3 separate regions of the Homo sapiens genome follow, and regions 1 and 2 are each linked to region 3. The links are chromatin loops, found by intact Hi-C in ENCODE. Cell type or tissue: chondrocyte. All regions are shown on one strand. Links, peaks and the distances in the headings refer to the core of each region. The heading gives the core; the rest is flanking DNA. Region 1 overlaps RELN (reelin). Region 2 has its middle 55 kb from the start of LHFPL3. Region 3 overlaps LHFPL3 (LHFPL tetraspan subfamily member 3).

Region 1 (10,600 bases), core at 994-8,993, 1.3 Mb after region 3:
CACTGCAACCTCCGCCTCCCAGGTTCAAGCGATTCTCCTGCCTCAGCCTCCCCAGTAGTTGGGACTACAGGCGCACACTATGATGCCCAGCTAATTTTTGTATTTTTAGTAGAGACGGGGTTTCACCATGTTGGCCAGGATGGTCTTGATCTCTGGACCTCGTGATCCACCCGCCTCGGCCTCCCAAAGTGCTGGGATTACAGGCGTGAGCCACCATGCCTGGCTATATTCTTTACTTTAAAAAAGCTTATTGGCTGGGTGCAGTGGCTCATGTCTGTAATCTCAACACTTTGGGAGGTCGAGGCAGGCGAATCACCTCAAGTCATGAGTTCAAGACCAGCCTGGCCAACATGGTGAAACCCCGTCTCTACTAAAAATACAAAAATTAGCCGGGCGCGGTGGTGCATGCCTGTAATCCCAGTTACTTGGGAGGCTGAGGCATAAGGATCGCTTGAACCTGGGAGGCAGAGATTGCAGTGAGCTGAGATCATGCCATTGCACTGCAGCCTGCATGACAGAGCAAGATGAGACCCTGTCTCAAAAAAATAAAGTGTACAATTCAATGTTTTTTAGTCATTACTAAATAAAAAAAAAAACCCACAGGGTTGTTGAAACCATCACCACAGTGTAATTTTAGAATATTTTGTCCCCACTAAAAGAAATCCTATACTTATTAGCAGTCACTCCCCACCCCTCACCCCAGCCCTAGGTAACCACTAAGCTATGTTCTGTATTTGCCTGTTCTGGACAGTTCATAGAAATGGAATTATACAATGTGTGTTTGTTTTACAATTGGCTTCCTTCACTTAGCATCAAAGTGTAGTGTGATATATTGTGGAATGTATCAGCTCCTCATTCCGCCTTACAGCTGATTAATATTCCATTTTATGGATATACCACATTTTATTTATCTGTTCATCGTTTGATAGGTTCTTGGGTTCCTTCCACCTTTTATGCTGTGGTGGACATTCCTGTGCAAGTTTTATGTGGATGTATGTTTTCACTTTTCTTGGCTATATACCTAGGACTGGAATTCCTGGTAATTATGTTCAACATTTTGAGAAACTGACAACCTTTTACCCACAACAGCTGTACTCTTTTACATTCCCACCAGCAATGTAGAGGATTCTAATTTCCCCATATCCTTACCAGCACTTGTTATTGTCTTTTTGACTGTTGCCATCTTCATGGGTGTGAGGTTGTATCTCATTGTGGTTCTCATTGACATTTCCCTAAAGGCTGATGATGTTGGGCTTCTTATCCTGTGCTTATTGGCCATTTATATATCTTCTTTGGAATATTCTCCAACTTTGTCAAAGAAGATAGGTTAATACAAAGAAATAGGCTAGTGGAGGAAATTTTATGCAAAACATAAAGGAAGGGTCTTGGCTTGCAAGGCAAATAGACACACATTTTGAAATGGGCTGACATCACAGAGTCTGTTGCTCAAACACAGAGGGCCAGGGGCTTCAGCTCTGAAGCTGACACAGAAGTCAAGACACATATAGCTGCAACACATACAGCCTCCCATAGCTTAACAACTGTTCATATTTACAGGTAATGATAAGGGTAGGAAGATTTTGTGGAGGTTGCAGTGGAGTTTTGAAAGGTTTGCTTAATGAGAATACAAAGTAATCATGAACCAAGAGATCCTTGCCTTGTCTCAGTTTTGTTAGTGAATCAGTGTGAGACTTAGGTCACTGGGCGTCATCGTCGTCTTCGGTAGAATGGCATTGTTAGGCTAGATTTTCTAGGCTTAAATATTTTATGTATCTCTTTCGAAGTAAAAGATATTTCAGGGAAGGATGAAGAGGTTTAAAATATTATGTTCCTTTCAAAGGGCTTTTTCTCACGATGATGACGACAGTGAGGACTTCATAGGTAGATAGAGTCATTCTGAAGAAAAGAGCAAAAATGAAGACTCTGTAATGTGTAGTGAAATCTGTTAAAAGGTGCGGAGGTAGTGTAGGGAGAGATACCTGGGAGACCAGTGAGGGGAACCGTACTATTAACAGTAATATTTTAACTACTTAGCAATGGATATCTATTAAACAAAACTGATGTAACACTTACTACATACTGTAGATGGGAAAGAAATGGTATAACTCCACAAAAGAACCAAGAGGAGAGAGTTCAAGGATATGGAAAAATGAGAAATCTTCTCTGGGACCATTTTTCCCCCAACTCCGGGAAGTAGCAGCTGATGGTGGCCATCATTATAAAGATAAATGATAACACCTGCCGAGGAACTCCACCAAGACACTCGTAGTTCTTGGTAAACAAGAACTAATTAATTTTCACAACACCCTTGTGAGGCGGAAAGTAGCATCTTCCTGGTTTACTGACAGGGAAGCATCAGCACATAAACATAAGTGATGTAGCCCCTTCACACAGTGGAGCTCTGACAGGGCTGGGAATAAGAAGTCCTGGCAATTCAACTTCCAAACTCTCATTTTTAACTTATATTCCAGTTCTTAGTGAAAATGTTTCCTCTTCTTACAAATTAATATTGGATAGTATGTGTATCCTTGTTTGATGGGTACATAATTACTAGGTGTAGTTATTCCTAAGAATATGAAATCATCACATCTAAGAAGGGGCCTTAAAAATCATCTCATTTAACTCCCTTATTATACATGTTTAGTTACTCACCGTGGACATAGAACCTACTAGTGCCAGAGTACAAATGAAAGCCCTCACTTATCTTTGCTCCTGAGGGGCCAACTCCCATGTTAGTACATTTTTCATGTAGTTTCTTACTGTTTCCTCTTCTTTGAAATGCCAGAGAGTTGCACAAATTGAAAATGTCAGCATTGGAAGTCCCCATAAATGCTGTCAACTCCAACAATGCATCTGGCTCTTAAATCTTCCATACAGTTTCTCTAAGTGGTTGCCCACATTGTGATTAAACACAGCCAATGCTCAGAAAGCAACCACCTGCTAGGCAACCCATGCCACCTCTCGGCTGCCAGGAAGCTGTCTGCCCCCTTCAACAGCCATCAGATTACCACCCCTCCACAGCTGACACCAGGCCCTGCCCATCTACCCTACAGGACATCTCTTGTAGGGTGTTTTGATCTTCCTGGGCATCTTTATTGCTACCAACTTAATAGTGTTTCAGCAAATGTTTATGAAGCTCCATCTGTAGGTGCCAGCAACAATAAAATGATAAATAAGGAAAATAACAGGAAATTACATATGAATAGGCACTTTTAATACAAGGTGACGAGGGCTTTGGTGAAGTATGTGTAAGATATTAGGGGAACCAAGAAAGTTTATTACTTACCTACTATCTATAAGCACTGAGGATACAAACCAATATTCCCTAAGGGATACAGAGATATTCTCTGCCCTTCAGAAGCTTATAGTCTAAAAAAAAAAAAAACAGAATGAATATATAAATGTTGGCTCCGAGTAATTATGTGCTATGGAAATATGGTATTCCGCTATGTTAATTATAAGTTGTTGCTGCAGATAAACAGACATAACTGTAAATAAATTTAGATAAATTTAGTCATTAAAAATAATTTATCAGCAAAACCGCTGAGTTACACAGCTTACAGGGGTGAGTGCATTTCCACATTGCTTACTGTGAGAATGGAAGCCCCTGGATACGAACTTCCTGGACGTTTAGAACACCCACTAAGCTCTAGGTGCTGTCCATGAAGTCTACGATGTTGAACAAAAAGGAATCAACCCTGCTCTCCTTATAACTTACCATTCAAGGAAGAGACAGACATGTATCAAATATGTATGCAAATAAATGTATAACTATAACTGTGACAAATACTATAAGAGGAAAACAATAGTTTGCTATGAGAGAGAATAGCATGGAAGAAACATCATTTTAAAAGGGATCAGGAAGAAAATTTCTCTGTGAGGACCTGACATTTCCTCTGAGACCTGAAGGACACACAGAGGTTAACCAGGCAGAAAGAGAGAGAGGAAGGGAGGGAGAGGAAGAGAGAGAGACAGAGACAGAGAAAGAGAATATGTAGGCAGAAAGGTGGGAATGAGTTTGGTGTGCTTTGGCGCCTGAGGGGAGAAACAGTGCTCCAGAGGCGAGTGACCATGATGAGGGAGGGAAGCAGAGGCCCAGGTTCAGGCGGATATCAGGCAGGACCTTGTGGGCCAAGGAGGGGACTAGGGGTTTCGGTAAAATGCAGTAGAAAGTGACAGGAGTTTATTAGGCAGAGATCACTCTGCTGGGGGAACATGCCAAAGCTGGGGAGCAAGCAAAATTATGGAGAAACCAGTTTGTACATAGACGCTCAACAGACATGTATTGGACTGACCTCTTCATTTCAGGTGAAGATTTTAGTTCTAGTCTGTTTCTTCTCCATTTTCTAAACTTTATAGAAATATTTTCATTTGGAAAATGCAAACTCCTTCCTGTTGTTTGGTCTTTTGTCCTGCCTTAAACAGATATTCCTGAGTCAAATGATTAACGGTCTCTTAATGACAGAACATATATGGATCAATAAACACAAATGGTTTCCTCTAAAAGTCTTTTCATGTTCAATGCACTTGAGCCTCAGGCATTGCTTGGATTTTACTGCCATCTAGTGCCTCTGAAAACACGTGTGTTGTATTTTTGAGCAAGACACTCTCCAGAACTCCGTGAATGAGCAAATATATTTCTGCTTCTGGAATGGGAGAACCTCTGTTTTAGCTTTACTTATATCGCTTTTATATCAATGTAAAATAAGTCTGGTCTCATTTATTATGCTCTCTCTTTTTTTTCTCTGTACAATTTTCTCTGTCCAATTAGGGAGCAAGTGGGAAGCTGAAATCCAGCCCATGTTCTGTTCCCAAGCCAAATGCAGAGGGCTTGCGGCTGCTCGGAGATAGTCATCTTTTCTGATTTTGCACTTACAAGTTAGCAGCAGCTCTGGTGTCATTCCATGGTACTTCCCACACGAAATCCAAGGCTCACAGCTCCCCTGAGGCTTCCAGTTTTAGGATTCGTTTTTGTTTCTGACTGTCTGTTTTTTACAAGGCTCAGGAAGATCACTTGGCCAAATTGTATGATCAAACTATCACAGTTTGGTTGGTTTGGTTTGACTATAAACAATGTTTTCTGTAGAATATTGTAATAATGGCCAGCCAGGCACAGTGGCTCATGCCTGTAATCCCCGCACTTTGGGAGGCTGAGGTGGGAGGATCACTTTAGGTCAGGAGTTCAAGACCAGCCTGGCCAACATGGTGAAACTCTGTCTCCCCTAAAATACAAAAATTAACTGGGTGTTGTAGTGCATGCCTATAATCCCAGCTACTCGGGAGGCTGAGACATCAGAATTGCTTGAACCCAGGAAGTGGAGGCTGCAGTGAGCTGAGATGGTGCCACTGCGTTCCAGCCCGGGTGACAGAGCAAGACTCCATCTCAAAAAAAGAAAAGAAGAATATTGTAATAATGAATGTTCTTTTCAGAAAAGAAGTAGGAATGTACATGCTTTTGTGTTACACTTCTCCATGCACTTGTTCAAACATACTGGAACACATTTTCTTTTCCACAGCATCCTTCATTAAAATTCTCATCTTCTTCAAAGGTCCCAAGCCACTCGTTTCCGTTGGCATCAACCAGCTCCTTTTGACAAGCAGCAGACATGGGCAATAGATAATGTCTATATCGGGGATGGCTGCATAGACATGTGCAGTGGCCATGGGAGATGCATCCAGGGAAACTGCGTGTAAGTCGGTTTTTTTCTTCCTTCTGTTGAAAGCTCCTGATTCACATTCCATCTAGGAGATTTTTCTGTAACTGGTTTTTGAATCACTCCCATGCTTCCTTAAGTTATACATTTTTTTCTGAAATATGATCTTGAGCTAACTGTGAAGTTGATGGATACTGTATCTTCATTCTTGCTTAGAGATTAGGAACTGAACAATAGCTATCTTGTCAGGAGACAGATGAATTATAATTAACTATATTTTATTTCCTTCTGTGTTTCTGTGATACACTCGAGCCTTGAAAATAACATTAGAAAAGGTTCAGGAGTTCAGTAAGTTCTGACCAAAACTAATACATCATGAGTATTTTTCTCACTTAGGTCTGAATATATGTAAGGATATGCACTTGTCATTGTTTAATTTATATTGCTATGTTGTTTGCCTAAGAAAGTATGTAGATGTCTGGTCAATTTACCAGAGGTATTTGATGCACAGGCCTATTGTATTACTCTTAGAGAACCTCAGTATACTTGGAATAATTTAAATGAAGGTGTGGGGGTGTGTGTGTGTGTCTGTGTGTCTGTGTGAGATTATGCTGTTTAATGGGGAAGTATGAATGAAGATGCTTTCCCCATACACCTGGGAAGTCTTTTTTTGGCTAATGATTTTAGCCCATACCCAGGACGACCCTTGAGATCCCTGAGCTTCCCAGTCCTATATTCATATGCCCTTCCACCCTAAACAGGGAAGTCAGTCTTTTGGTAAGAAGTGACAGTTATTGCCCAAAGTATCTTCTGCTGTTAGCACCATGGCCCCTTGGATTCCTAAGTGGCTCAAAGCCTCTGTTAAAAAGACTAATTTTGTAAATTATTAGGACCCACCAGTTTACTTTGGCAGCTCCCATTGTTTATCAGCCCTTCAGAGCTGTGTGATATGAGATGGGCCTTTAGTAGATTCTTTGAAGTTGCTTCTTTCTCTCCACCTATAACCCTGAATCACTACCTTAGGAAATGTTAGAGTTAGTTAATTCATAGATTATTTGTAACCTAAAGTACAGTTAAGGAGAGCAGGTGTATTCTGGCAAGCTCTCTGAAAATCAGTAACTTTTCATCATCTTGGACTAGGAAAAGAGTAGTCTTCACTAATTTGAGAACAAGCTTGCAGGGGCTTTGTCTGATGTTGACTTTTCCTCTCTCTTGCTCTGCACCCAGCTGTGATGAACAGTGGGGTGGCCTGTACTGTGATGACCCCGAGACCTCTCTTCCAACCCAACTCAAAGACAACTTCAATCGAGCTCCATCCAGTCAGAACTGGCTGACTGTGAACGGAGGGAAATTGAGTACAGTGTGTGGAGCCGTGGCGTCGGGAATGGCTCTCCATTTCAGTGGGGTGAGTGTTTGGCTGCTGGTTACTCATTTCTGCTCTTCTTAAGTTCCTTCCAAATAGTTGACTCTCTTCTGAAGTTTAATGGGCAAATCAAGATGCAGGGTTAGTTACCCTAAATGTACAACCCTGATCTGAACTTGCAACTTTATACAAATCTTTATGCTATAAAGATAACTTTATACTATACTTTATACCAAGTAATTAGAAAATAAATATAGTATAACTTTATGCTATGCTTTATACTAAGGAATCAGAAAATATTAATCATTCCCAGGATTTTTCTACCACAAATCAGTTGAGACTATTTAATTATTCAGGGTAGTGTCAGCACAGGTCATATTTAAGTACATATTACAAAAGAATGTAAGTGAATGTTCATCTTGGAAAAGAGCACTTGTGCAATCTTCCATCTGCATGGAGCCCTTCTAATTGACAACTCCTGAGCTTGCAACAGATTTTGGATTTAAGGAGCCAAAAATCTGGAAAATGAGCTGTGATGGTTCCTGAATTTATTAAGAACAATGAATTATTTTTATAGGTTGTCCAGGAAAGAATAATTATTAGAAATTACTAGATATTTGTATGTGTAGCATATTATCTTGTGAGTGACAGCAGCAAGCTTGGAAACTTTCTTTGGGAAATTTTATAGTCACTCTACTTTTCTGCCAAAGGCGACTCTGTTTAAAATACAATTTCTTGTATACCATGATTAGATAGACAAATTAATGTTTTAAAATAACAAATTTGGCCGGGCGCGGTGGCTCACGCCTGTAATCCCAGCACTTTGGGAGGCCGAGGCGGGTGGATCATGAGGTCAGGAGATCGAGACCATCCTGGCTAACAAGGTGAAACCCCGTCTCTACTAAAAATACAAAAAAAAATTAGCCGGGCGCGGTGGCGGGCGCCTGTAGTCCCAGCTACTCGGGAGGCTGAGGCAGGAGAATGGCGTGAACCCGGGAAGCGGAGCTTGCAGTGAGCCGAGATTGCGCCACTGCAGTCCGCAGTCCCGCCTGGGCGACAGAGCGAGACTCCGTCTCAAAAAAAAAAAAAAAAAAAAAAAAAAAAAATAACAAATTTACTGCCAGCTCTTTATTTCCTTAGCATGCCCTACCTTAGAGTTTACATTTGTGCCAATGAAGTGTATTATTTATATTCAACATTTTAGCTCGAGTAGCAAGAAGGCATATAGCATGTAGGCTTTTTATAATCAGCAACACTGAGAAAGACTGCAGTGTTCAGGATACTTTTCCTCACTTAGAACTAAAAGTGAGTTTTTCACATATGTTCAACTAAAAAAAATCCGTATATCAACATTAAGAAATTAATACAGATGCCATTAAATTCTGCTAAAGTGTGAATTTAAAACATTACAGTAATTAGATTATCTGTATAATTATAAAATTTCCAGATGTAGCTATTTTTAAATTTCATATTAAAATAGTCATCTATTTACAGGCGCGGTGGCTCACGCCTGTAATCCCAGCACTTTGGGAGGCCGAGGTGGGCAGATCACCTGAGGTCAGGAGTTCAAGACCAGCCTGGCCAACATGGTGAAACCCCATCGCCATTAAAAATACAAAAATTAGCCGGGTGTGGTAGCACACAACTGTGGTCCCAGCTACTCGGGAGGCGGAGGCAAGAGAATCACTTGAACCCAGGAGATGGAGGTTGCAGTGAGCCGAGACTGCACCACTGCACTCCAGCCAGACTGTCTCAAAAAATTAAATAATAATAATCATAATAAAATGGTCATCTCAATATGCTATTTTCTTAGTGGTTGATTCATTTTTAAAAATCTAATAGTGTCTGAAAATAACTGGAGATAGTTTAATAAAAATAAAGGACAGTTATATTAGTTCCAGCTCTCATCTTGCTTATGAAAAAAAAACAGCCAAGGCAACTTGGAAATGTGTCCTGGGCTGCGATACTCAACCTTGGCCCAAATAAACATTCATATTAAAAAAAAGGAAAAAGAAAACAGAAAATTATCTTGGAATACATTGTTCTCTGTAAATAAGTCTTGAATGCTGAAATTTCAAAGTTCAGCAAACATGTGCTGGGTACCTACTGTGTACTAGGCAAAATACTAAGAGCTAGCATAGTAAGAAAGAGGGTAAGAAAATCAGTGCCACAATACTATGTGGCTGGTATCACAAAATAAATATTAAAAGAATGGAAATACCAGCACTTTGGGAGGCCGAGGCAGGCAGATCATTTGAGCCCAGGAGTTAAGACCAGCCTGGACAACATAACAAAACCCTGTCTCTACAAAAAATTAGCTAGACATGGAGGCATGTACCCGTAGTCCCAGCCACTTGGGAGGCTGAGGTGGGAGGATCACTTGAACCCAGGAGGTCAAGGCTGCAGTGAGCTGTGATGGTGCCACTGCACTCCAGCCTAGGTGACAGAGCAAGACCCTGTCTCAAAAAAAAAAAAAATCCATAGAAAATCTATAATCTGCAATCGAGATTCCTTATCACTTTTTTTTATTTTACTTCTTTTTCTTAGGGTTGTAGTCGATTATTAGTCACTGTGGATCTAAACCTCACTAATGCTGAGTTCATCCAATTTTACTTCATGTATGGGTGCCTGATTACACCAAACAACCGTAACCAAGGTGTTCTCTTGGAATATTCTGTCAATGGAGGCATTACCTGGAACCTGCTCATGGAGATTTTCTATGACCAGTACAGTAAGCCCGGGTTTGTATTCGATTTGATATCTAATAACGAGTACATCGAGCAGAGATTGCTACCAGCAATCAGTCACGGGAGACTGAGGGGGACCTCAGACTTATGCCTCACTAGAGGATGCCTCTGAGACTGAAATGAAGAAGGGTTTCTGAGCTGGATAAATAGCTGGTTTGGGTTTTTATTTTAAGAACAACTAGTTTTCACATCCCAGAATAAGATGAAATATTCTACCACAATGCCAACGGTGAATAAACCCAGTGCAAAAACCCACAGAAATTAACTAGTATAATTAATTTCAGCAATGCTTTGGGAAAATGGAAACAGAAAAATAAATATTTATTTATATAGTGTACACTCTGTTTTTAGAGAATTTTGGACTGGAAAGCAAAGAAACACAATAAAATGTAAATATCCTTAAGAAGCCTAGAGATTATTTTTAAACTCCTTATTTAAAAACCTTGAATAAACACAACGTATGGGTCATTTTAAAAAAAGTACTGAAGGGCCGAAAGCAATGATTATGACCAATTAGAAATGTCAAAGAGTTGTTAAGAAGGAAAATAGCATATTCAGTAAAGTAGGAGGAGGAAGAGGGTAAGAAAAGAGAAGACAGAAAGAATGAGAGAGAGAGAAAGGCAGGGTCCAGGGGGAGGCTGAAGAGAAGAGGAAATAAATATAGCCCAGACAGGAAACACATGCTGGGCATGGTGGCTCACACCTGTAATCCCAGCACTTTGGGAAGCCAAGGCAGGAGGATCACTTGAAGCCAGGAGTTCAAGACCAGCCTGGGCAGCAAAGCAAGACATTTTACCAAAAAAAAAAAAAACTTAAATTACCTGGGTGTGGTGGCA
Region 2 (10,600 bases), core at 1,052-9,051, 570 kb after region 3:
ATGAAATTCTGGGTTGAAAATTCTTTTCTTTAAGAACGTTGAATATTGGCCCCCACTCTCTTTTGGCTTGCAGAGTTTCTGCTGAGAGATCCGCTGTTAGTCTGATGGGCTTCCCTTTGAGGGTAACCCGACCTTTCTCTCTGGCTGCCCTTAACATTTTTTCCTTTATTTCAACTTTGGTGAATCTGACAATTACGTGTCTTGGAGTTGCTCTTCTCAAGGAGTATCTTTGTGGCATTCTCTGTGTTTCCTGAATGTGAATGTTGGCCTGCCTTGCTAGATTGGGGAAGTTCTCCTGGATAATATCTTGCAGAGTGTTTTCCAACTTGGTTCCATTCTCCCCGTCACTTTCAGGTACACCAATCAGACGTAGATTTGGTCTTTTCATATAGTCCCATATTTCTTGGAAGCTTTGTTCGTTTCTTTTTATTCTTTTTTCTCTAAAGTTCCCTTCTCACTTCATTTCATTCATTTCATCTTCCATCACTGATACCCTTTCTTCCACTTGATCGCATTGGCTCCTGAGGCTTCTGCATTCTTCACGTAGTTCTCGAGCCTTGGCTTTCAGCTCCATCAGCTCCTTTAAGCACTTCTCTCTATTGGTTATTCTAGTTATACATTCGTCTAAATTTTTTTCAAAGTGTTTAACTTCTTTGCCTTTGGTTTGAATTTCCTCCTGTAGCTTGGAGTAGTTTGATCGTCTGAAGCCTTCTTCTCTCAACTCGTCAAAGTCATTCTCCGACCAGCTTTGTTCCGTTGCTGGTGTGGAACTGCGTTCCTTTGGAGGAGGAGAGGCACTCTGCTTTTTAGAGTTTCCAGTTTTTCTGCTCTGTTTTTTCCCCATCTTTGTGGTTTTATCTACTTTTGGTCTTTGATGCTGGTGATGTACAGATGGGTTTTTGGTGTGTATGTCCTTTCTGTTTGTTAGTTTTCCTTCTAACAGACAGGACCCTCAGCTGCAGGTCTGTTGGAGTTTGCTAGAGGTCCTCTCCAGACCCTGTCTGCCTGCGTACCAGCAGCGGTGGCTGCAGTACAGCAGATTTTCGTGAACCGCGAATGCTGCAGTCTGATCGTTCCTCTGGAAGTTTTGTCTCAGAGGAGTACCTGGCCATGTGAGGTGTCAGTCTGCCCCTACTGGGGGGTGCCTCCCAGTTAGGCTGCTTGGGGGTCAGGGGTCAGGGACTAACTTGAGGAGGTAGTCTGACCATTCTCAGATCTCCAGCTGCATGCTGGGAGAACCACTGCTCTCTTCAAAGCTGTCAGACAGGGACATTTAAGTCTGCAGAGATTACTGCTGTCTTTTTGTTTGTCTGTGCCCTGCCCCCAGAGGTGGAGCCTACAGAGTCAGGCAGGCCTCCTTGAGCTGTGGTGGGCTCCACCCAGCTGGAGCTTCCCAGCTGCTTTGTTTACCTAATCAAACAACTAACTGGGCAATGGCGGGCGCCCCTCCCCCAGCCTCGCTGCCACCTTGCAGTTTGATCTCAGACTGCTGTGCTAGCAATCAGCTAGACTCCCTGGGCGTAGGACCCTCCGAGCCATGTCCGGGATATAATCTCCTGGTGTGCCGTTTTTTAAGCCCGTCGGAAAAGCACAGTATTGGGGTGAGAGTGACCTGATTTTCCAGGTGCCGTCTGTCACCCCTTTCTTTGACTAGGAAAGGGAACTCCCTGACCCCTTGCGCTTCCCGAGTGAGGCAATGCCTCGCCCTGCTTTGGCTCATGCACGGTGTGCTGCACCCACTGTCCTGCGCCCACTGTCTGGCACTCCCTAGTGAGATGAACCCGGTACCTCAGATGGGAATGCAGAAATCACCCATCTTCTGCATCGCTCACGCTGGGAGCTGTAGACTGGAGCTGTTCCTATTCGGCCATCTTGGCTCCCGACTGTGTGAAGCAATTCTTGATGGAGGAATTCTCTCTGGCCAGTGATCTATCCTAATTATTCAAGGCAAGTATGCAAATGAGAAAGAAAATAAAAAGTTAAATTGTAATTTCTCTGAAAATTAAAATCAAGGTAAAGTGAAAGTCTTAGACATGACAAAACAGAGTATTTATTTAACAGAAATCATAGTACTCATTGGCTACAGAAATGAGTTCAGAAAGAACAATCATATTATAGTAGTCTTTTCCCTTTTGGATGAGATTTTGGTTTGGTAGAACAGAGAAACAGCATAGACATTTGATATATCTTGATTTCTAATAAATATTTAAAGTGTATTTTAATGACAGTCTCATGAGTGGGTTGTTGACATGACAGTACCATGGGTGAGTCATGGGAGCTTTCACAACCACTGTAGGTGCTTATGAATGACATCATGTGGATGTCGTTTGCCACTTCCTGAGTGAATCTTGACACACAGCACTGCCAATAGAGCCGCATCTCCAGTAGCGTGTTAGAGGCTCTTCCTTTACTTAAGTGACTGAAGTCAACAATATCAGTGACTTGGTTGAACTCCCAGAAAGCAAGATTTCAGAGGTCAAAATTAGGAATGATGATTTATGCAATAGAAAGAACTTATACCATAGATCACATAATTACAATTCAGTATCCCTATGAGCTAGAACACTGGATTAAAATCTATAGCGTGAAATTCAGTAGAAATAAATGATAATTCCTGTATTTTTCATTAAAAAATGTATGCTTTGAAAGTATGGAAAGAGGTTGTTTTTCACACAGGAAAAAAAAAAACTTAACGTGAGCCAGTGTCAAGCAATGTGAGTTTGCTGCCAAACAACACATAGAACATCAATCCGCCTTTAAAAGAATAGAGTCAAGAGCATGAGATTAATAGTTTCTTGACTTCTAGGCTGAACAGTTTATGTCTGGAATACTGTATTTTATTTTTTTAGCAGCACATCTTAAGGAAGACATAGACAAATTGTGAAGTATCCAGTGGTGATTGGAGCAACCTGGACACTATGGTAACTGAAAAGCAATAGATTCATGTGGATAAGAGAAAACTAAGAAAGACCATCACAGAGATTTAGAAATATATATTTGAACATTTTTTCCTACAGAAATGAGATAATAAATTTGTTTTCATTTAAAAAACAAATGACAAAAGCAGAATCAATAAGGGAAAAGACTTCAGATCCATCTTAGGAATGCTTATTTAAATAACTTGCACAGTGCTACAGGTTTTCATTTGCATTACAGTAGGTCTGAGAAAGGTCTACCACAGCACACAGGCAGTAATTAAGACATGTAATGAATCAAAGGAGATGGTATAGATTAAGAAGAGAAGATTACTGAGGGTGAAACATTGACTTGAAGTTGTTGACAATCCAATGTGATTGAGAAGGAGAAACTCTAGAATTAGGAAGAGACAGAAAATAGTATCATTTCTTGGAAGCCAAATGAGGAAGCCAAGAAGGAATAAAATGGCCAACAGCATTCCACTAAAGAGAGGTCAAGTAAAATAAGAACAGAAAAAGCAGTCTTTGGACTTGACAAGCATAATGTCTTTGGTGATCTTAGTGATTTTAGTCACATTGTGAGGACAGAGGCCAAATTGTAAATGATTGTGGGAAAATGAGAAGTGACAAAAGGGAGCAGGCACTGAAGCTTATTTCTTCCAAAATGTTATCTGAAAGGCTCCAGAGGAAGGGAAATGGGGACAATGTTATGAACTGAATGTTTGTATCTCCCTTAAACTCATGGTGAGGTACTATCCCGCAAAGTGATGGTACTTGGAGATGCGGCATTTGGGAGGTGATTGGGGTTAGATTAGGCCATGAGGGTGGGGCCCTCATGATGGGATTAGTGGCCTTATGAGGAGAGAAAGAGAAAGAAGTCACTTGCTCTCTCCACCATGTGAGGACACATCAAGAAGGTGGCCATCTATAAGGCAGGAAGACAGCCTCCACCAGTCACTAACCATGCTGGCACCCTGTTCTCAGACTTCAAACATTCAGAACTGTAAGAACAAATTTCTGTTGTTTAAGCCATCCAGTCTGTGATAGTTTATTTTGGCAGCCTGAGCTAACTAATACAGGCAATAACAAAAATGCTATTCTGAACCAAGGGAAAAGCTTTTAAATTTAATTGTTTTAGGATAGGCAATACTGAGTCTGTTTCTACAATGAGAGGAGGATGCCAATGAAAAAACAAAAGTTTAAGAGACAGAAGATAACGAATAATCAATGGAGCAAAACTCCCAAGGAAGCAGTAGGAAGTAGGACTGAGGGCGAGATGCAGGGATTGGTCTTAAATAGGAACAACACATATTGGGTATGTATGAAAAAGATTTTCAGAACCACTGCTCATGACTGGTTGATGAAATGTTTAGTATTTTGTATACAGGCAGTGTTGGAAAAGAATAAAGTGCCAGGCTGGAGAAGGATGGAGTCCACAAAATAATCGGGGGCTAAGCTTGTTTACTACAAACCCTCCAGAAATTACTTTCCTTCAATTAGAGGAGCCTTAACTCATTACAGTTAAAGTTTCTCTAATTGTAGGAAAATAATTTCTGGAGGGCTTGTAGTAATCAGCATGGGGTAATGGAGAAAATTTTATTTTCATTGTAGCTATAAGATAAAAAGACGCAATGAACAAAAAAGAAAAAAAAACTTAAACAACTGCTTCTAAGTGCAGTTGGCAAAAGTCAGGACATATATGCCTATAATAATCAATGAAAATAAATAACATGGCCGGGCACGGTGGCTCATGCCTGTAATCCCAGCAATTTGGGAGGCCAAGACAGGCAGATCACGAGGTCAGGAGATGGAGACCATCCTGGCTAACACGGTGAAACCCTGTCTCTACTAAAAATACAAAAAGTTAGCTGGGCGTGGTGAAAGGTGCCTGTAGTCCCAGCTACTCTGGAGGCTGAGGCAGGAGAATGATGTGAACTCGGGAGGCGGAGCTTGCAGTGAGCCAAGATAGAGCCACTGCACTCCAGCCTGGGCGACAGAGCGAGACTCCATCTCAAAAAAAAAAAAGAAAGAAAATAAATAACATATTACTGATCACAATAGCCAAAAGCATGTTCTAGATTTCCAATGCAAATCTAAATGTCAGAAAAGTTTTTCAATGCGGAGAATAATTTCACCTCGCGTGGGTTTACTAAATGTCCAATATATAAGATATAAACTTGTATTTCAGTATTGCGTTCCTTTTAAAGCACATTTAATATTTTCTGGGCCCTATTAGTCTCTGCTGATAACCATTATTAATACAATTTAACCTTGACTTTTCCTGCTACTATAACTTAGAGAATGTTATGTACTCCCCAAGTAACATCTGACAACTCTCAAGTACACAGATAGTTTGCTATTTCAAGTTTCATTGCCTTTTAGCATTTGCCCAGGAAGTAATAAATGCAAGAATCAAAGCATGACTGTTTTGTATAGACTCATCTATATATAATATAAATAGCCTGATTACAGACAATCATCCAACCAGCCTGATTTGCAAACAGAGGAAGTTTTAAGACACTGCCATCTACTGCAATGGCCAGAAATTGCATAGGCATTTTATGAACTGAAAGGAGACAAGAGAAAATGTCTTACCATGCCATCCCCAGCTATATCAGTAAACTGTTGAAGATGATTTGAAATAATAATTAAGTGACTGTTCTAAAGCATTACACTGTCAAATACAGCTTTTAGAATAGCGAGGCTTGTTCAAAGGGGCAGAATTGAGGCGTGATTGTGGGTTCTAACACAGAAAGGCTGGTAAGAAATGAGTGTATTTAGTATATTGCTTCTGTTAGTGGCCAAGAACCTATTGGGAATCACTAAGTAATCATCACTTTGAGGTTTAACCAAGCCTGGTTTAAAAAGTACACTTACAAAATCTTTAGTGACTTTAAATGGCTTTCAGAGCCCTTGAAATTCTCCATTCAAGGGAGGTCAGACAATTATATTATTAATTCTTTTTTTCTGTAGATTTTTATTCTTAAAAGTTGCTTTCAACAGAATAATTTAATTCATTGATTCTTTTTATATCTCAAGTGTACATATTTGGAAGATAAATTTTATGAGAATATTATCTATAAGGCCTCTATTACCCTAACATCATGGAAAAGTAACCTTGACTTGAATTAAATTAAAAGAATATGCTTTCATTCTTAAATCTCTATTTTTCTAAGGGGGAAAAAAGGTTCTCTAAATCTCAATCATTTTTATATGTTTGCCTTTTACTGAAGTGTATGATCTATTATTTGATTTTGCAGTTATTGTCTAGTAATACACACTAAGGTGCCATATCTTATGATTTTCACTGGCAAGACAAATATAAACAAGCAAGATAAATAGCCTGATGACCCCATGGATCAGAACTTTGGATCTTAATGTTTACTCATGATCTTTCACAGGCTTCTATTCATGTATGTGCCACGAATACCAAGTTTACCTACTTGGAATCTCTGAATAAAGCATATCGACTTAGAGAAAAGAAGTGAGAGTAAACATACTAGGTTGGTGCCCTCCTATTCTAACTGTTAATCACTAGAACAAGCAATTGTTTTAAATGTGTGGTAGGGAATTCTGTAGATTTAAGTTCATCATTTTAAATTGGACTCAAGTTATATAGTCCTAGTCATTTAGTTTTTCAATTACTTACTTACAAAAAGACTAAATGCAGTAATCTAGAGAAATAATTATTAATATTTAATGCAGATTAAAAGTTAATAATTATTATTCTGATTAATAATCAAAATTCTTTTGATAAAGATCTTTATTTATCTGCTATGATAGTTAACTTTATGTGTCAAGTTGGCTAGGCCATAGTGCCCAGATAAGTGGTTAAACATTATTCTGGATGTTGCTGTGAGGATGTTTTGGGGTCAGGTTGACATTTAAATAAGTGGACTTTCATTAAGGCAGATTGGCCTCCATAATGTGGGTGGGCTTCATCTAAAGGCCTGAACAAAAGGCTGACCTGCCCTGAGCAAGAGGGAATTCTGCAGCAAACATCTTTTCAGACATGAATTGCACCATTGGCACTTCATGGGTCTCTAGCTTCACAGCCCAAACTGCAGATTTTGGACCTACCAAACTCCATAATCACATGAGCCAATTCTTTAAAATGAACATCTTTCTATATATGCATACACATCCTAATGGTCCTGCTTTTCTGGAGGACCCTGAATAATACACATGGTGCTTAATTTTAAAAATGTAAGATACATATTTTATTAGAGTTCTCAGTTTCAAGCAATAGAATCTGACTCTGACTGACCTAGCTATGTTTTCCATGAGCCCATTGAGTAAGCCTTGGACTGGCAGAGGAAAGAAATTGTCTGACAGCCTCAAGGTGAGTTATGTTGTGTACCTGCTGACCTAGAGGATTATCAGAGGGGCATCTGGTGATCATTCACAGCAGCCAACCCTGAGTCTGTGTTTTAGTCAACCAACAATTCAAACAATACCAATATAATCTTCTCAAACATTAATCCAAATAATCTGGTTAGTACATTCATATTGATAAATTTAGGTCAATTAGGTGTAAAGTTGTATATTCCCCCCTCCTTTTTCTATCTCTTTTAGGATCTATTACTATATGTACTCATTCTTCCTTCCTTTCTCCTTCCTTCCCTCCCTCCCTTCTTTCCGTTCCGTTCATCAACACAAATTAGCTAAATTTTGCAATTCATTTAGTGTGTGCATCTTTTATGTTTGTGTATGACTTTATATTTGCATACCTCATGCTTGATGGAATTTGATTCCAGGTAGAAGCCTGGAAACAATGTGAGGTAGTACAAGTATGGTAGAAGGAGAATTGCCTTTTCCTTGAATGGTAACTGAGATGAGATAATCACAGGGTCTTTATCTCACTTGCACGCAGGAGGGGCCTCCTCATGCAGAGAAGTAGGTGGTGCCTCTCCTGGAAGGAGGCTCAGGGGAGCTTATAAGTTTGGCATCTCAGCCCCTAAATCCTTCCATAAGCTCCCATGCCAATTTGGGGTCCCTTTCTTTCCACTAACTTACTTATAAGAGACAGGCATGGTTATGAATTCAACAGATATGAATTTTAAATTTGATTCTTTAGTATATTATCCTGCAATTACTTTTGTTGAGAGATTTTCATAACAATCATAGACATTCCATGATTTTCTCTTTTCTGTGAACTGAGAATTTAGAAAGTTGAGGCTTTTATTCTTTCTTTAAGGCATTCAATACAGTTAGAAGCAACTGACTTATCCCTTAAATTCCTCACAATCTTCATACTTTTCCTGTAGTAGCAGCCTCTGGGTCACCAAAAGCCTTGCCGTTAATGGATACTCTAGATGTTAATTGTATGACCTAATTTAGTTAGTACATTTCACTGTGTGTGTTTCATGTGATGCCAGAATCCATCTCTTAGTATTACATGAATTTTAGGAGCCACCAGTCCCAACTAGTTCAAATAGCCTATTCCAATTTTTCTCCATTTCTCTGCATTTCTGTTGCCTGTAATCACTTTTGTAATATATTTCTATATCAAGAGTTCTTAGTTATAAGGGAAAAAAAGTAACTTTGGCTGATTAACCACAAACTCTGCTTTATATTAGGATATTAAGAAGCTCATGGAAGTGTAGGCAGAGCTAGACAGTGAGCATTAAGGCTATGCTTCTAGGGAAAATGCTCCAACCCATATGTTAGAACTTCCCTGATAAAGAAATGTCTACCATAGCCCTCACCAAGCACTGATATCAAGACCTTGACTTCTCTGTAACCACTGCTACACTGGTGCCAGGGACTCAACTTGCAGCCACTGACTTCCTTCAAAGCTAAATGCCTCTTATGCTGATCTGGGTCCTCCTAGAAGCGAACATTAAGGTAGAGCTAAGCATGCAGGGATTATGTTAGGGAAAACATGTGTGTGACAGAAAATGGGAGCATGCTAGAATAGCAGGGAGAGCCATCAGACCTCCACCAAAGTCTGACTTTGAGTTCAGGAAAAGGGAGTTAGGGTAGGCAGAAGTGTGCTGGGCTGCTGTACAGTCTAAGGAATATTTGGGAAGGTCCATCAGGGAGTCTTCCAGCTGACGTCAGTTTTTGAAGGACAGGGATAGGGCCTGCCTAGGTGTCCTGTGGCACTCACTGGGCAGCCATGTGGAAGTGTGGCCTCAGTGCAGGTGGCTTTTCGAGGGCAGCAGCTGGGGCCCCATGGCTAATGATACTCCCCACAGTTGGAGGTCTGGTGTGCACTCCTGTGGTGACTACACCTCTGTCACCATGCCTTGCCAGTGTGCAGATGCTCCTACCCCAAGCTGCTGTCTTGAAAATCTAAATGCCATGTGAATGAGTCCCATTTGGAATCTATGTCACACGCCTGTGCATTGACTGCAAAGAAGACTGGGGAGAAGGCATCAAATTCATAAACTACAAATTCCTCAAATATAGCAAGGTTGTTAAAAAATAGGTTGGGCAGACAGAAAACATGACAGATGCTACTCACAATAATGAAAATAAAATATCATAATAAAAGACATAATAAAAGTAGGCACATAAGTTGTGCCTACTTAGCTATTTTATCAACATTTGGTGAATGGTTGAAAAGAACAAGTTTTGTGAATGTCTTTTAGCATTAGAAGAAAAAAGACCAGAAGAGAACAGGAACTGGGGGAAAGAAAAGGAGACAAAATGGAGGGCAGAGATGAGGGTGAGAGAGGAGCAGGAGTGAAAGGGAAGAATCTAGAGGACATGCTAAAGGAAAGAATTTGGAGGGGGTGGAAAGTCATGAGGGGAGGGGAAGAGCTGGGAGAGAAAGGAGAAAATTCAAATCCATGATGCGGCCTCCAACACCCACACTTCTAATCATGATAATCCAAGAGGACACAACAGTAAGAGGTAGTTGGACTTGACCCCAGGTCCCTCTCTCAATCTCTCTCTCTCTCTCTCTCTGTCTGTCTTTAAGATGGGGGTCTCACTCAAGCTAGAATGCAGTGGCATGACTGCAGCATTGACTGGCCAGTTTCAATCCATCCTCCCCCCTCAGCCTCCTGAGTATCTGGGACAACAGGCACATGCCACCATACCTGGGTATTTTAAAAATTATGTGTAGAGATGAGGTCTTGCTATGTTGCTCAGACTTGTCTTGAACTCCTGGGCTCAAACGATCCTCCTGCCTCGACCTCCCAAAATGTTGAGCTACCACCCCTAACCCCCAGCTATCTTTTAACTCATTGTTTTAAGGGCCTTTATTTCGTTAAAATGCCCCCTGGGCAAATCAAACCTACAGAAGGAATTTTTTGCACAATGAGTTTTTTCACTTGATTTGGTGCATAGAAAACCATAAGATCAAATACAAGTTAGAATGGAAGCTCATTAATGGAAATAAGCAGTTTACTCCATCCAGTCAAAATAGTAATTAACTACCTCCTTCAATTCTGTATTTTGCTTTGTTTTTTGAGACCTTGCTCCTGGATGTCCTCTATCCAAGAAAGTAGCTTATAGGTTTATTTCTTGTTAACCAAATATTCCCACACTACTAATCTTTGCATTTTCTATGATAACCTGTAGATGGCACCCTAGTTGGTGCTCCCATTTTTTCCTAAGTTCATGCAATTCTGATAAGACTATGTGATGTACAATTTAGATAAAAGGCATTTGAGATAAGTCAAATGCAACATGTAAGTAAATGGATTAATTTTTTCTGGTGCAAACTCTCATTT
Region 3 (8,000 bases), core at 1-8,000:
CCAGTAGGCCCAGAGCTGTGTTGAGGAGAGTTGGGACTTTATATTCACAACAATCTTCACAAATATGAACTTAATTTTTCCAGGGTGACCAATGCGTTGGCCGTATAAGCCAAGTATACTCATAACCTCAGATTTTGAAAGCCATTTTTTTCCCTAGCAGTTTCATAATCAGCTATCCTCTTGAGTCCTATTGGGAAAGCATCACTAAATCTCCAACTCTCCAAGAAGGAAGGGGCAACTTGCTCTCTGATGGACTCACAGCCTAGAGATACCTCATGGCTTCTTGGTTGAGCCCAGCCAACCAGCCCAGAGACTCAGACTCCCAAGATGTATCCCCATGCTCAGAAAACACCCAGCCACAGGCTTCCTGTTCTTTCTTTTCTCTCACTAATTCATATTTCTTTCCAGAGAAATATTTCTTTTTTGAGTTATGATGCAGATACTACTGAGATGTTCCTTACAAGGGGAGCAAAAACTAATGTGTCAAAGTAAACATTACAATCCCATCTGAAGACTTGGAACACTATGATATACTTGCTGAGATCTCTTTCATGACTGGCAAGACATGAGAACAATATTTATCTCTAAGAGAAGGTAAAATTACTAGCAAAGGTGGTGCTATTCCTTCTAGAGCAGAATCTGTCAAAGTGGTGGCCTGTGGGTCTCCCACATCAGAAGTACCTGGAATGATGGTCAAAAAGCAGATTTATGCACGCCACTGCAGAACTTCTAAATCTCTGTGGGTGAGGGGTCAGAACCTACATTTTAAATACTGAGAGTTTTACTCTTCTATCTATAGTCATTTGAGAATCAGTGTTTGGAGCAGTGGCTCTCAAACCTTGGCGGGGGTGGGGGGGTATCTCAGAATCACCCAGAGGGCTTATGGAATACAGATTCCTGGGGCTCACCTCCACAGTTTCTGATTTAGCAGGTCTGGGGTTTGAAAACTTGCGTTTCTAATAAGTTTCTGGGCAATGCTGCTGGTCTGGAGACTACATTTTGAGAACCACTAGTTTGGAACAATTAAAACAATTTAGTTTCATGTCAGTCAGGTGTAACCTACTTCCTGTCCTGGGGAAGCCCTCTGCATCAGGGTGTTGGAGGTAGTGGTGGTGCTGGGCTTGTTTTCTGTCTGTCTAGGAGGTGGATGTCTGGGGAAGCAGTTGTTGGGGCTCAGAAAACAACACCCAAAATGAAGCCCTCAGAAGCAGGCTCAGAAGCAAAAGATCTTCTCTGACCTTCTCTTGCTCTCCTGTCTCCCAGTCCCATTCTCCCCCAAGGCTAGCCTTAGAAACGATAACGGCAAAAACCGCAATTACTTTTATTTATTTATTTTTTGTGACGGAGTTTCACTCTTGTTGCCCAGGCTGGAGTGCAATGGTGTGATCTCGGCTCACCGCAACCTCTGCCTCCCAGGTTCAAGTGATTCTCCTGCCTCAGCCTCCTGAGTAGCTGGGATTACAGGCATGTGCCACCACGCCTGGCTAATTTTGTATTTTTAGTAGAGACGGGGCTTCTCCATGTTGGTCAGGCTGGTCACGAACTCCCAACCTCAAGTGATCCGCCCACCTTGGCCTCCCAAACTGCTGGGATTACAGGCGTGAGCCACCGCGCCCGGCCTAAAAAAACCACAATTACTTTTGCACGAACCTAATAGAATTCCTCTTCCCCAAGGCTGGTCACAGAAACCAGAACCCTTTTTTTCCAAAGCCAGCCATAACATCTAAATATATTACTCTAACTTTCCCTCTGCTCTATCTGTATAAAAACTGGCCATAAAGGAATTTTCTGATCCACCTTGTTTGACTATGGGCCATAAGGCCCCCATTCCAGGGAGAGTCCTGCCCCACATCCAGAAGGAAGGAATGCTGGCTCAGAGAGGCCAAGAAGAATCTAGACAGAGAGGCCCTGCTGGGTTTCCCCACTCAGTCTATTAGCAGTAGATCCTAACCTTTTTGTCCAATCACATTTCTATATGGCTGTCCCTACTTTGTTGAACCTCTGCATAAAAATGGGCAATTTCTCCTGAATCTTTGGATCTTCATTCTGAAGGCTCCCAGGTATACATGTTAAATAAATTTATATGCCTTTTCTCTTATTAATTAATCTGCCGCATGTCACTGACTTTTCAGTGAACCTTAAGTGGGCCAAGGGCCTTGGCCCCCACACAGTGCAGGGCCACCCAGCCCCCAGGAGCCAGGCTGGTCTGTGCAGGGCCCTGAGGGAGCAAATTAATGTGTGTCTCTGTCAGATGGCTAGGCTCTGTTGGCTGGTTCTTCAGACTCTCGGGAGCTCAGTTAGTTTTGGGGTTTCCTCTATGGCAAGACATGAAGGCCTGGCCAAATCTAGAGCTTCTAGTAGTTCTCAGAACTAAGCTGGAGTAACTAGAAGCAGAAAAGAAGGCAGAGTTGGCTGGGCACAGTGGCTCACACCTGTAATCCCAGAACTTCCGGAGGCCGAAGTGGGTGGATGGCTTGAGCCCAGGAGTTCAAGACCAGCCTGGGCAACACAGTGAAACCCCAACTCTACTAAAAGTACAAAAATTAGCCGGGTGTGGTAGCACATGCCTGTAGTCCCAGCTACTTGGGTGGGAGGCTGAGGTGGGAGGATTGCTTGACTCCAGAGGTGGAAGTTGCAGTGAGTTGAGATCACGCCACTGCACTCCAGCCTGGCAATCTGACAAACCGGGTGACAGAGTGAGATTTTGTCTACAACAACAACAACAACAACAAAAAAAAAACCAAAAAAACAAAAAAAGGCAGAGTTCTCATCATCACCATGGCTAACTAGGAAGCCAGCTTGGCATATTCGCATGCTGATATGCCACCAGGCCTCCAGGCTGATATTTTAGGATCTCAGGCCATAGATGTGCCCCTTCTTCTGAAATATTTAGAAAGTATTTCAGGCTGAGGCTTGCACAGACAGTGGGGTGCTTTGCTGTGGCTCAGGGGCAGCCCATAGGACTCCTTTCCTCCTCCTTTCCCCTTCTCCTTTTCCCTTCCTCTCCCTCCCTCCCTTTCCTCAGACACCTGCAGTTTCCAATTTGGTCACTAGAGGGCTCAGCAGGACAATGATTATCCTAGGAAGGGGCAAAGAAGGACCTGCAAGAAGCCTGAAACCCACCCCCAACTCCAAGCTGGCTGTTTTTTGGGGGCTCTCCAGCAAAGGGAGAACTAAGGCAAAGAGCTCGTGACTCTTGCCTGCCTGCCCATCATCATCAGCGGGAAGACCAACTAGTCTTGTGTGGCTGCCCAAGAATGCCATTTTCCTCTTCAAACAAACAGTGCTACCGTTGTCACAGGAGAAGGAATGGTAACACCAGGGCAGTGATAGTTGCCAAGAAGGGCCTATAGTCCCCTTCCATTATCTCCAACAGCTGCTTCCCTCAAATGACATGGTGGATTGTCATCTTTCAATCTCATGTGAAGTGCCATGCAGAGGCGGCATCAAGAGTCCTCTTGTACAACCCTTCCAGCCAGATGAGCTGCCTCTCATTCCCTTCTCTGCCAAAATTCTGGAGCTGAAATTCTATCCTGGTAATACTTTCTGAGGCCATAGCTCTTTGTGGTGCTATTTGTCCAGCGCATTAGAACATAAGAAGTACACAAGAAATGATCCACTTCTGTGATTTTCCCTATTCTACCATATCCTGTCCTGCTCCTCCCACCAGATTTCGAATCAGTGTCAGATTCAGGGAAGGCTGCTGCAGACTAGATGTGTTATTTTGGAAAAAGTTGTGTATTCGGCTAAACTTGATATCTGAAAACCCAAATGGACCAAAATGTTAAATCAAGTGATGATTTTTTGCTCTCTAAAAAAGATTCATCATAGCCGGTCACAGTGGCTCACGCCTGTAATCCCAGCACTTTGGGAGGCCAAGGCAGGCGGATCACTTGAGGTCAGGAGTTCGATACCAGGCTGGCCAACATGGCGAAATCTCGTCTCTATTAAAAATACAAAACATTAGCTGGGCATGGTTGCATGTAGCTGTAGTCCCAGTTACTCAGGAGGCTGAGGCAGGAGAATCGCTCAAACCTGGGAGTCGGAGGTTGCAGTGAGCTGAGATCGTGCCACTGCACTCCAGTCTGGGCAACAGAGCAAGACTCCGTCTCCAAGAAAAAAAATTCACCATAAAAATGCCATTTACTTACCATGGAAAGAGAAAGCTCTGTTAAAAAAACGACATTGCATATTTGGTTAATAACTATAATTCCATAATTTTATGTAAAGGAAGGATGTATCTCAAAACTCTGCTGAAAGCTGGCATATGTGGGTTTCTATTCTTGCCTTATTGGCTTTTGAATTATTCTCTGACTGCCTCAGAGACTTCCCTGGCCTTGTTAACTTGGTCAGCAATACACTGAAAAGGAGAGAATGTAACCTTGTTCACCTGTTGGGTCTGCTCAAGTTCCAGAGCCCTGATCAGTGATATCTCAGGAAGAAGAGAAGTACATACCAGCTGGATAACCCCAAACTACTGAAATTGGCAGATTTGAGATGACCAAACCGGAGCTTGCCACATCTATCTGAGTTTGATAGGTCTGTGTAAAGGGCACAGGCTGTGTGCTCCTCATCTGCACTTTCTTCTTCCTGCCCTTGTTCTTCTTCAGTTAGTTACAGAAATTCACAAGGCCCTTGCTCCTGGAGGCTGTCCCCATTTGCAAAGCCTGACTATAACTTTTTTCATAATCCTACAGTGGAAAATGAATATTGCTGAGAGGAAACTGCATGAAAAACAGCCTGAGGTTACTCAGCAAACTTAGCATCATGTACTTTTGAAATCAGCTGCTTTCAAACTCATTTTACAGATGAGGAGCCCAAGAGAGGCAGAGCAACTTTCTCAAGCTCATCCAGATACTTCATAGCAGAGCCAGGACAGGGACCTGGGGTCCTTTTCGGGATGTAGCCTCCTTCACTTTTAAAAGGCTCTCCTGGTAGTGTGCAAGAGATTCTCTTCCAGAGAGAAAGGAACTGGGACATAACACAAAAAGATGCTTTGATGGGAAGAGGAGGATAAAGTTTTAATCCAGGCTCTGCCACCATCTTGGGCAAGTTACTTTCTCTCTTGAAACCTTGGCCATTTTCTATGAATTAAGGGATCTGGAGTCAAGGCTCTATCATCTCTAAGGACTCATCAGCTCTAGAATTCTGTTTCTAAACGATGGGTTGGGTCTCAACACTGCAGGGGTGTGGGCAGTGCTCAGTCATATCTCATGAGAGCCCCTCTAATTTTACATTCTTGTCATCTCTTCCAACTAACTTGGGAAGTTTCCTGCAAACTCACATTCAACACACAACAGAAACTTCAGTGAAATTGAGAACAAGAGGCAGTTCCAACCCTGCAATCACAGTCAGGATCATATTTTAAATGTTCCAGGTACGCTGTTAGGGACAAATCCCTCCTTCCCAATTTATTCTGTAAATCCAGTTTATCACATATTGAAATCACTCAGTTTGGATATATAGGTAATGGAAAATCAAGGAACACCAGAAGGAATTGTGTGTGTGCCCATGTGTGTGTATGTGTGAACAGTACAATGAAGGGCCACTAGAGTCCATATCTGGCTTGGAACCCATTATTCTTTTTCCTTCGTAGTCACAGTTTTGTTCCACATATATACGTGTTTCCATCGCATACATATGTGTACACAGGAAAATAATACATGAGAAGATGGCCTCTTTTCTCCGTGGCTCATTTTAGCCCTGTTACTTGGCACAATGGTGTTTGCTTTCACTTAGCATTCACTCTATGGAGACGCCCACAGCCGTAATCCACCAAAGGGTGGTGGCCCCAGAGAACACTGCATAGCAAAGGACAAGGTTTGTACAGAGATGCCCACATGCGTGGTTCACACTGTAGTAGTATGTTGCAGTGAGAGTGTGGACACATGCCTAGAATCCTAAAAGCTGATCATCCAAGTGCTCATTGTCAGAGAACAATAACCAAACACATCCCCCAGGACTCCCCAGCTCCTTCCCAGGGAGGTGCCAGGCTGACAGCTGCAAGTGCCAGGGATTGTGGGAGAGAGAAGTAAAAATATAAAATCAGGAACAAAGACAGAAGATTTATGGCTTGAAAGCGGCAGTTTCATGCGGCTCAAGTGCTAAGCGCTGAAAGCGGGAATCAGAAAACAGCGGAGAAAACATGCGGGAACAGAAGGCAGAAGCGCACAAAACAGAGCTGAACCCACAAAGCCATGCTCACACTTACATGGTGTGGTCTCACACTACCTTAGTTTGCCTTAAGCATTTCCATCATCTGAGAGTGTGGGAGGAAAAAACAGAACGGTTAAAGGTAAAATAAGAGCTCACACTTCATTTTTTAAAGATTAAAACTGACAACGTCATTCCTGGCTATTCCATTGACGGTGTGCAGAGACATACTTGGTGATTCTCTGCACATACTTGAGGAAAATCACAGTCCTGAGAGCCAGACTGCCTGGTTCATACTTTAGTCCTGCTACTTGCTGGCTGTAGGACCTGGGCAAGTGTCTTACCTTCCCGTGCTGTGGTTTCCTAACGTAAAACGGGCCAATAGTAGCACTTACCTCACCATGTTTTGGTGCGGATGGAATGAATGACCACATGGGAAATACTTAGAGGCCGGGTGCGGTGGCTTACGCCTGTAATCCCAACACTTTGGGAGGCTAAGGCAGGCGGATCACTTGAGGTCAGGAGTTCGAGATTAGCCTGACCAACATGGCAAAACCCCATTTCTACTAAAAATACAAAATTTAGCTGGGTGTAGTGGTGAGCGCCTGTAATCCCTGCTACATGGGAGTCTGAGGCAGGGAGAATTGCTTGAACCTGGAAGGCAAATGTTGCAATGAGCTGAGATTGTGCCACTGCACTCCAGCCTGGGTGACAGCAAAATTGCGTCTCAAAAAAGAAAGAAAAGAAATACTTAGAATATCTCTATTATTCTACAAGGAAAGAATATTCCTAGTCAATACCAAGCATTATCTAAGAGTTAGACATCATTGTTGTTTTTATTTTATCTTTGGTTTCCTCAGGCAATACCACCCAAAGGAGAGGAAAAAGAAGTGAAAGTCAAGGACTTAGAGAGAATTTTAGATGCTCAATAAGAAAAATAATCAAGGGAAAAAGACAAAAGTTAAAAACACATGGATAGAGCAATAGTTCCAAGTGTCGTTAAAATTCTTTGAGGACATCATTTCACATTCTGGATTATCCTAAAGCAATTCAGAGTAACTTTAAAAGAAAGATAAGTAAAAATCAATTGTACACACACAGATCAATTAGAACTCCAAAGCCTGGTTCACGCTGGACGCTTCAAGGCTATGTACACATCCTCAGGTATTGCCCTGCCATGCTGTTGTCTTGCATTTTCTCAATTGCCTCCATCTGGTGCCTCACAGAGAACTGCTGAAAGGTGCCAGTGCATGGATGGGGATTTGGGTGGTGGTGTAAATACCAACTGGTTGATCAAGTCATGCAGGCGGGTGAACTTCTCTCCCCCATTCTTTCCCAGAACCATTTCATTAGCTTTGCCCTCACTTGGCAGGATATTGTGGTCAAACAGGGAAGGATGGGACACTTAGTCTAAAAGGTACCTGCAAGCAAAATGCCCTGTGGATGACCTGGGCTTGAGTCTGCCTTTGCTGACCATGCTCTGAGTCCCTGGTTGGTCAGCACCAGGGCCCAGTTAGTTCCTCACTTTTCCTCAATTTGAATCCCACTCTTTCCACCTCCCAGTGGTGCATTTGCTCATGTAGATGGGCCTATTGAGACAGATCTTATTTAAAAACATGTAGCATTCCATGAAACTCAGATTAATGGCTTGTCCTCTCCTTCTGGACACCCAATTCCTTCCCCTCCAATACCTCCTATCTGACTGATAGCTTCCCATTTCCTGCTTCCCATCTGGCCCTCTTCTTACTTCTCTCTTTTGGTCACTTGTATTCATCACTGGCCCGAGATAGTTTTCAGAAGAGAAGGTACAGGCCCTCTCCTCTAAGTTTCTTTCTGCTCCTTCTCAC

Evidence for each region. Hi-C counts contacts between places; a loop is a spot of excess contacts. Peaks named below come from ENCODE experiments on the same cell type or tissue, not always from the same donor. Only the 100,000 strongest peaks of a DNase experiment are listed, where the experiment ranks them.
Region 1: it touches region 3 in a loop (2.6-fold over the local background); 7 of 110 quality-filtered maps call a loop at or near these places.
Region 2: a loop joins it to region 3, with 5 times the contacts of the local background. A loop is called at or near these places in 23 of 110 quality-filtered maps.

Annotation. Positions count from the first base shown.
Region 1 is chr7:103,518,481-103,529,080 of GRCh38, reverse strand. RELN (reelin) reads left to right here. Exons shown (of 65, transcript NM_005045.4): 47 at 5,550-5,690; 48 at 6,882-7,059; 49 at 9,565-9,758. Among named protein-coding and RNA genes, the nearest start is that of SLC26A5, 78 kb to the right of the region's middle. In chondrocyte, for the core only: CTCF peaks have their summits at 4,382 and 4,592 (motif pointing left); no DNase peak of the experiment used is centred there.
Region 2 is chr7:104,267,811-104,278,410 of GRCh38, reverse strand. No RefSeq gene overlaps it. Among named protein-coding and RNA genes, the nearest start is that of LHFPL3, 55 kb to the left of the region's middle. RefSeq lists an enhancer at 1,323-2,522. In chondrocyte, for the core only: CTCF peaks have their summits at 5,237 and 5,437 (motif pointing left); no DNase peak of the experiment used is centred there.
Region 3 is chr7:104,843,641-104,851,640 of GRCh38, reverse strand. All of the region lies in intron 2 of LHFPL3 (LHFPL tetraspan subfamily member 3), which reads right to left. Among named protein-coding and RNA genes, the nearest start is that of LHFPL3-AS1, 44 kb to the right of the region's middle. In chondrocyte, for the core only: CTCF peaks have their summits at 2,876 and 3,078 (motif pointing right); no DNase peak of the experiment used is centred there.